Linked DNA regions of Homo sapiens: region 1 is linked to region 2. Evidence: read pairs that join two places in POLR2A ChIA-PET (ENCODE). Cell type or tissue: PC-3. All regions are shown on one strand. Each heading gives the region's core, and the rest is flanking DNA. Links, peaks and the distances in the headings are about the cores only.

Evidence for each region. Peaks named below come from ENCODE experiments on the same cell type or tissue, not always from the same donor. Only the 100,000 strongest peaks of a DNase experiment are listed, where the experiment ranks them.
Region 1: POLR2A ChIA-PET joins it to region 2 with 9 read pairs; 2 of 35 experiments call an interaction of 5 or more read pairs at or near these places.

What each region holds. Positions count from the first base shown.
Region 1 is chr1:217,480,490-217,484,890 of GRCh38, reverse strand. All of the region lies in intron 8 of GPATCH2 (G-patch domain containing 2), which reads left to right. Among named protein-coding and RNA genes, the nearest start is that of GPATCH2, 150 kb to the left of the region's middle. In PC-3, for the core only: no CTCF peak of the experiment used is centred there; a DNase peak (open chromatin) is centred at 2,320.
Region 2 is chr1:218,368,355-218,372,755 of GRCh38, reverse strand. All of the region lies in intron 1 of TGFB2 (transforming growth factor beta 2), which reads right to left. Among named protein-coding and RNA genes, the nearest start is that of TGFB2-AS1, 25 kb to the right of the region's middle. In PC-3, for the core only: no CTCF peak of the experiment used is centred there; a DNase peak (open chromatin) is centred at 2,445; H3K27ac peaks cover 1,938 bases.

The DNA of each region.
Region 1 (4,401 bases), core at 174-4,173, 890 kb after region 2:
GCAACTTTGGTGTATTTATAGGCAGGGTTCTTCAGAGAAACTCAGTTCATATAAGTAAATATATATATCTATATACACATATACATATATATCTATATGGGATATAGATATATATCCATCCTATATATACCTATACCTCCTATGTATTTATATACATATGCACATATATCACCTCTATGCACACATATATACACATATATGTTCATATGTGTATACACGTGTATATATAAGTATATGTGTGTATATATGTATACACGTGTGCATATGCATGTGTATGTGTATACATATATATGCACACGTGTATATGTGCATCATATATATATATATATATATAAATAATTATATATAGAAAGATTTATTTGAAGGAATTGGCTCACACAATTATAGAGACAGAGAAGTCCCAAGATCTTCAGCTGACAAGCTGGAGACTCAGGAGAACCAGTGGTGTAGATCTAGTCTGAGTCTGAGGGCCTGAGAACCAGGAAAACCTGTGATGTAACTTCTAGTCTGATAGTCGACAGACTCGAGACCCAAGAAAAGCCAATTTTTTAGTTCCAATCCAAAAGCAGGAAACTGATGTTCAACCTGAGTAGTCAGGTAGGAAGAGGTACCTCTTACTCATCCTTTTTGTACTCATCCTTTTTGTGTTCTAAAAAACAATTGATTAGAAGAGGCTCACCCACATTTAGGAGATAAATCTACTCAGTCTACCAATTCAAATGTTAATCTCATCTGGAAACACCCTCACAGACATAGACACAATAATATTTGACCAAATGCCTAGGCACCTCATGACCCAGTCAAATTGACTTGGTATGTTGGTTAAAAGTAACCAACATATGTTGGCTTCAGCAAAGATTGCTTTGATAAAACTTCAGAACACAATCCAGGAAAGAATAAATTGATAAATTGGAATTTATGAAAATTTAAAACTTATGTTCTTCAAATGACACTTCAGAAAATGAAAAGCCACAGACCTGGAAAAAATATTTGCAATCACATATCTTATAAAATATTTATATCAAGAATATGTAAACAACTCTGAAAACTCAGTAATAAGAAATCAATCCAATTAAACAATAAGGAAAAGTTTGACTGGACACCTCACCAAAGAAGATATGTAAATGGAAAATTGCATATGCAAAGATGTTAAACATCATTACTCATTAGGAAAATGGAAAGTAAAACCACAATGAGGTATCACTCACAACAATTAGAATAGCTAAAATAACAAAATGAATGTACTATATTACATTCTGGAAACCAGTTTTGAAGTTTCCTAAAATGTTAAACATAGACCTACTATGCATTCCACGTGAATACTTAAAAGACTTGTACACACCACACCACTGCACTCCAGCCTGGGTGATAGAGCAAGACCCTGTCTCCAAAAAAAGCAATGGGGGGTCTAGGCACAGTGGCTTATACCTGTAATCTCAACACTTTGGGAGGCCAAGGTGGGAGGACTGCTTGAGCTCTAAAGCTCAAGGCCATCCTGGGCAACATAGTGAGATGCCATCTCTACAAAAAGTAAAAATATTAGTCAGGCATGGTGGCGCATGCCTATAGTCCCATCTACTCAGGAGGCCAAGGTAGGAGGATTGCTTGAGCCTGGGAGGCAGAGGTTGCAGTGAGCCAAGATTGTACCACTGCACTCTAGCCTGGGCGACAGAGACAGAATGAGACTGTCTCAAACAAACAAACAAACAAAACAAGATTGGTATACAAATATTTGTAGCATCTTTATTCATAATAGTAAAAGCAAAAAGGAAACAACCAATATATACTAAAACTTCGACAGAGAGTATATGGATAAACAATGTTGGTATATCCATACAGTGGAAAGCAATTCAGTCACCAATAAAAAGGAATGAAGAATTGATACACATAACACATTTATGTAAAATTCTAGGAAACATAAACTACTACATAGTGAAAGAAAGCAGATCAGTTGTTGCCCAGACATGGGGTGAGGACCAGGGGGATGTGGGAGGAAAGGGCTACAAATGGGCATGTAGAAACTTTTGGGATGATAGATATGTTCATTATCTTGATTATAGTGATGGTTTCACGTGTGTATGAATGTGTCAAAACTTATCAAATTGTATACTTTAAGGATTTGAAGTTTATGTATGTCAGGCACCAGGATGATAGGGAAACTGTCAAAACTCTTCAAACTATTTTTTTTTAAATAAAATCTTTAGTGGCTTTCTCTTTCATTCCAAGTAAAAACTGAAGTCTTTTCTTTTTGGCCTACAAGACTATATGTGATGTGACTCACCCCTTGTGGCTTCCTCCCTGACCTCATCTCCTCCCACTTCAACTCTTATTCACCGTGAGCTCCAGACACACTGGCCTCTTAGTGGTTGCTCCAGCACACCATCCACACTCACATCTCAGGGCCTTTGCACCTGCTGTTACCTCTGCCAGAACACTCTGTCTACAAGTACCCATATGGCTTTCTCCTCATTTCCTTCAATTCTCTGCTCAGTGTAAGGTCCACTGTCCACCAGTACCATCATACCCTGTCCCCTCTCCCTGCTTTATGTGTCTTCCCTATTGTCTCTATTTTTCCTCTTTTTAAGCTTCGTGAATACATGGTCTTTGTTTTACTCACTCATGTAGCCCCAATACCAAAAACAGTGCCTGGCGCTATTAGGCAATAAATGTTTGTTGCATAAAATATTTGTAGAATAAATTTAAAATGAAATCTAAGGAGTAGAGTACACTGATTAAGTGCGTAGGCCCTGGAACTGAGGTGCCTGACTTCCAATTCCAGTTTAATCACTTACTAACTGGGTGATCCTGAGCAAAATACTGACCCTCTCTCTCTCTCTCAGTTTACTTATCTATAAAATAGAGAAAATGGTAGTACCTACCTCATAGCATTGTTGTAAGGAATAAACAATAACAAATAAGTGGATGTTAGCTGTTATGATGACTGTATTATTATTGTTTCTATTTTTCCTGTATGTTTCCTAAGCACTTGGTTTTGTTTTGTTTTTTGTTTGTTTGTTTTTTGGGCTTTTTGAGGCAGGGTCTCACTCTGTCTTTCAGGCTAAAGTGCAGTGGTACAGTCATAGCTCATCATATGTAGTCTCAAACTCCTGGGCACAAGCAATCCTTCTGCCTCAGCCTTCTGATTAGCTGGGACTGTAGGCATCCACTACCATGCCTCACTAATTTTTTTATTTTTTGTAGAGATGGAGTCTCACTATGTGCTCAGGCTGGTCTTGAACTCCTGGCCTCAAAGAATCTTCTTACCTCAGCCTCCCAAAGTGCTGGGGTTACAGGCATAAGCCACTGCACCTGGCCTTAGGCACTTGTTAAGTTGAATTTTTCTATCACACTATTTTTATACATAGTTTAGAATGTTAAATTGTTCTATAAACTTATAACAAAATACAGTGGTCCCCAACCCTATTCTTTACCATTCTCTAATTTCACTCTTGAAAGGAAACTACTCTCAACTGTTTTAGCTGTCTTCTGTTGACCTCTGTATTTCTAGTATTACATATTTATATTGCTATTTCTTAAAGTTTTCAGTTTAATATTGCCTATTGACTTTTTAAAAATTTGTTTTACTTTAATTTTTGTGGGGACATAGTAGGTATGTGTATTTATGGAGTACATGAGATGTTTTGATACAGGCATGCAATGCATAATAATCACATTATGGAAAATGGGGTATCCATCCCCTCAACAATTTGTCCTTTGTATTACCAATAATCCAGTTAGACTTGTTATTTTAAAATGTATAGTTAAATTATTATTGACTATAGTCACTTGTTGTCCTATCAAATACTAGGTCTTATTCTTTCTTTCTATTTGTTTTGTACCCATTAATTATCCCCACCTCCCTGCTACCCTCCCACTCCCCTTCCCAGTCTCTGGTAATCATTCTTCTACTCTCTATCTCCATGAGTTCAATTGTTTTGATTTTCAGATCCCACAAATAAGTGAGAACATGATAATATCTCATTGTGGTTTTGATGTTTGTCTTTCTGTGCCTGGCTTATTTCACTTAGCATAATCAACTCCAGTTCCATCCATATTGTTTCAAATGACAGAATACCATTATTTTTAATGGCTGAATACTACTCCATTATGTATATGTACATTTTCTTTATTCATCTGTTGATGGACACTTAGGTTGCCTCCAAATCTTGGCTGTTGTGAACTGTGCTGCAACAAACATGGGAGTGCAGGTATCTCTTTGATACACTGATTTCCATTCTTTTAGGTACATACCCAGCAGTGGGATTGCTGGATCATATGGTAGCTCTATTTTTAGTTTTTTGAGGAACCTCCAAATTGTTCTCCATAGTGGTTGTACTAATTTACTTTCCTGCCAACAACATTAAAGGGTTCCCTTTTCTCCACATCCCTGCCAGAATTCGT
Region 2 (4,401 bases), core at 200-4,199:
AGAACCTCTGCACTACAGCTACCAAACAGAAACATCAGCCTTGACTGTCAAAGCTCCCAACAAAGAACCTAAGTGCTTGGATATCCCAAGTCCAAGTCCAAGTCTTTGCCATGGTACCAGTGCACCTAGTAGGTTAGCTATTCTTGGTGCTTCACCTGTTTCATTTCTGAAAAACAGTCTGCTCTCTTCCTAACAATAACACTAGAGTTAACGATCCTTGAAGTCCCAGTGGCCACAGTTCCATAGGGAGTTACCTTCCTGGTCTCCTGAGTATAGACAATGGACAAGGTAAGCAGCAGTCTTGGGAAAACAAACAACACAGACCAGGAAAACAGAGAAGCAACCCCTGCTGCCACTGTGAACACATACGAAGTCAGCTCCACTTCAGAGCAAAGATACAATCCAGCTGAATATTAGAAAAATATGGTCTGACCATTTAGATTTCAGAGGGATCCAAAACCAATTTAGACTCCAGTCGGTTGACAAAGTTCACATTCAGCAAAACAGCTCCAGCAGTTGCATCATACACACAACAGGGCAATTCAGAAATACAGATGTCCAGCCATGTGCAAAACAATGCTTTCATTTTTTTTCTTCTCTTTCCCACCACTGACCCCGAGAGCAGGCTGGAAAAGCTCAGCATCTGTTGCTACTAAGAATAGGCTGTGGAGATAATTATTTATGAACTTGCAAGCCCTGAGCTACCTAGCACGCTCAGGGACGGTCAGAGCAGATCACTGTCACTGTGTTGAGGGTTACACAGCAGACACCCCATGCCAGGCAGGGTTACTTTCCAGTTTGCTCACCGGAAACAACAGGTAGGAACGTGGCTCTAAACAATCACCCTGGTGGGTCATTCTCAAGAGACTAAGGTTCAAGTTATAGATGGGGTTCTAGGGAACTACATGGTACACACTGTTTAAGATGGCATGGAACTCGCACAAGACAGATAAGAAACAGGAAAGCCATGCTCCTTCTGGCAAACAGCTAAACATCTACAGAACCTCATGGAAACTCGCCTGAATTCTTATTGTGGACAACATCTATCAGACACTGCCAGACATATCAGGACCAGAGTGACAATCTAGGACCTAAGGCTCAAAGATATCACTGCATGCTTTGGAGGTAAGCCTGAGTTTCAGAGTCTGCCGGACATACATAAACTCCATATAACGTATCAGGACTTGCTTTAGAAACCTGGTACTGCCAACAGGGCCTTTTAAAATAGATAAACTCATCTTGATTGGAGGAGAATGGCATTAATGAAAATGGAGGGAAATAACATGATGCATGTCTTATAAAACCAACCAAATATGCAGTAAATATTCATATTTCAATAAAGTGCCCCATATTCCCACAGACACAGCAATAGTGTGGATCCAATCATGTCATATCCACAAAACAGAAAGTTTTTCTTTTCTGTTTTTAAATTTTTATTTATTTATTGATTGATTGAGACAGGGTCTCCCCTCTATCGCCCAGGCTGGAGTGCAGTAGTGCGATCTCGGCTCACTGCACCTTCCAACTCCCGGGATCAAGTGACCCTCCCACCTCAGCCTCCTGAATAGCTGGGACCACAGGCACGTGCCACATTAGGCCCGGCTATTTTTTGTATTTTTTGTAAAGATGGGGTTTCACCATGTTGCCCAGGCTTGTCTCAAACTCCTGGGCTCAAGTGATCCTCCCACCGGGCCTTCCAAAGAGCTGGGATTACAGGCACGAGCCACTGCGCCCAGCCAGAAAGTTTTTTTAAAGTGGGCGAAACCTTTCCCTGTTCCCCAACTCCTCCACCTACACTGTGGTAGACTGTATCATTTGTTCAAAATGCTGGCTGTCCCTCTCCCCTGGGCCCATCCCCACAGCCTCTCTCCCTTGTACCCAATTCCTACTCTACTGAAATCATGTGTGGCCATGTGACCTGCTTTGGCTAATGGAATGTGGGTAAAGACAACTGCCACATCTCCTGGTTCTGCCATGAGGTCAGCATGCCTGGGTTAGGGGCTGCTCCCTAAGCCCTGGTCCTGGAATAAAGAGCTCATGGAACAGAGCCACAGCCATCCCACAAGGCCATCTATATGAACGTGCGAGAAACCTGTGCTGTTTATCACTCACTGAGATTGAGAGAAAAGCTCTAGACAGTGACCCTGAGCTTATAAAATAATGCCAAATTCCAGAGTCCCAGTATACTATATCATCACATGGATGTTTATATACAATAGGCCCATTATGTCTTCTGAATATATCAACTTTGAATAACAAATACTTGATGTAACCATATTGTCCTATTCTCTAGTCTCAGTATTTCAAAGTTGTTCCCTTGTAAAAATACATCAATTTTTTCAAAGACCACACTAAGCATTTCTTGGTGTTTCATGACTCATTAAGACAGTAGTCATGCAAACTCACAGAGAAAGAAATTACATGAAGGGGCAAATCTCCTTCCAGAAAACATAAGCAGTTTTCTATTGCTGCTTGATGACTACCAAACTACAATCTCAAAGGCCATCTTTCAAGAGGTAAATATCATCTCCCCCAGTAAGGCTTCCTTCACCACTAGGCCAAGTTGTACAATTCTTTTTCTGGCCTCTCAGATGCTTTCCTTGTCATCAACCACAGGGTTGGCTTTTTGTTTCTGTTTGGTTGGTTTAGTCTGCCTGACTTCCTCACTAAGTGCAGGCTCCCTGAGGACAGGATCTATGCAGTTTTCTTACACCTATCACCTGGCACACAGTAGGCTCAACTCATGTTTCTTGTACAGATGGATGAAGAAATAACACCAACATCCCCGTGTAAAGTCTTCCTGTTCAAAGCTTAAGAATTAGAAAGCAAACTTCAGTCCCACAGAAATTCTTTTTGACTGATAAGAGACATAGTTTTACAAATTCTCTGGCTTATGACCTCATTTCAAAGTTTAGGCAAAAGCCCTTCTATTGCATGCAGAGCACAGCTGGACAGATCCAAAGAAGGATCCTTCCAAGCTTGACTTTCTATTTCACACCGGAAAAGGCAGTTTGACATTCTCCTAGGCCAAAGTATGGTCAGCTATGGGTATAGTGCCACATGTCCCTGGCCATCATGTCAAAGACGGCCATGACTAGGCTTCACCGCGAGTACGAACTCCAGTAGCTGCCATTCCACATGCGTGAGCACAAGATGGGAGACCCAAGGGGTTATTTTCACACACAGAAGGCTGCAGAACTGGCTGCTCCTCAGAAAGGAAGGGGGTGAGTTGCCAATAACTAAGGACTATTAACTAAAAACCATCAAACAGAAAAACATTTTCTAAATACAAAACCCACTGTAGCCTGCCTATCAAACTGTTTGCTAAAGGAAAAACTCAGCATAAGGCAGGTCTGTTTGAGATTCTTGCTATAGAAATGCAGTTGCCAAGTGCCATCCTGATGCATCACGAAGACCTCCTCACTGAATTTCCTACTTCCACCTTGGCCATTCAACATACCATTTTTTTTTTTTTTTTTTTTTTTTTTTTTTTTTTTTTCTGAGACGGAATCTTGCTTTGTTGCCCAGGCTGGAGTGAAGAGGCACGATCTCGGCTTACTGCAACCTCCACCTCCGGGGTTGAAGTGATTCTCCTGTCTCAGCCTCCTGAGTAGCTGGGACTACAGATGCATGCCACCATGCCCAGCTAATTTTTGTATTTTTAGTAGAGACAGGGTTTCACCATGTTGGCCAGGATGGTCTCGATCTCTTGACCTTGTGATCCACCCGCCTCGGCCTCCCAAAGTGGTGGGATTACAGACATGAGCCACCGTGCCCGGCCCAACATACCATTCTTAACAGCTACACGGCCCTCTGGCTAAAACCACTCTTCTCTCCGTTTTAGTCAGAGGAAAAGCCACAGACTTGATGATGGCCTACAAGGCCCCACATCACTTATCCCTCATTATCTCTCTAATCTCATCCCTAGGATACTTTTGACAATCCTTGAACATGTCACAACAGAACCAGCTATTCCCTCTGCCAGAATGGAACAGAATAGAATGCCCTTCCCCAGGTAGTCCCAGATTACTCTCTAACATCCTTCAAGTGTCTGCTTACATGCACTCCCTTCTTAACAAATTCATCCATGCCCAGCTTATATAAAATTACACCTCACATCCTCATCCCTGTGACCAATCTCTACTTCCCCTGCAAAACATTTATCCAATTCTAAATTCTTATTTCATCTTTATTATTGATTATCTATCCTATGCCACCAGAATGTAAGCTCCCCATGGGCAAGGATTTTTGCTATTCAATTCACTAGCAGCTAGACTGCTGCCTGATACAAGTAAATACTCAATAAACACAGCTGAATAGGCCGGGCACGGTGGCTCATGCCTGTAATCCCAGCATTTTGGGATGCCAAGGTGGGTGGATCACCTGAGTTTAGGAGTTCGA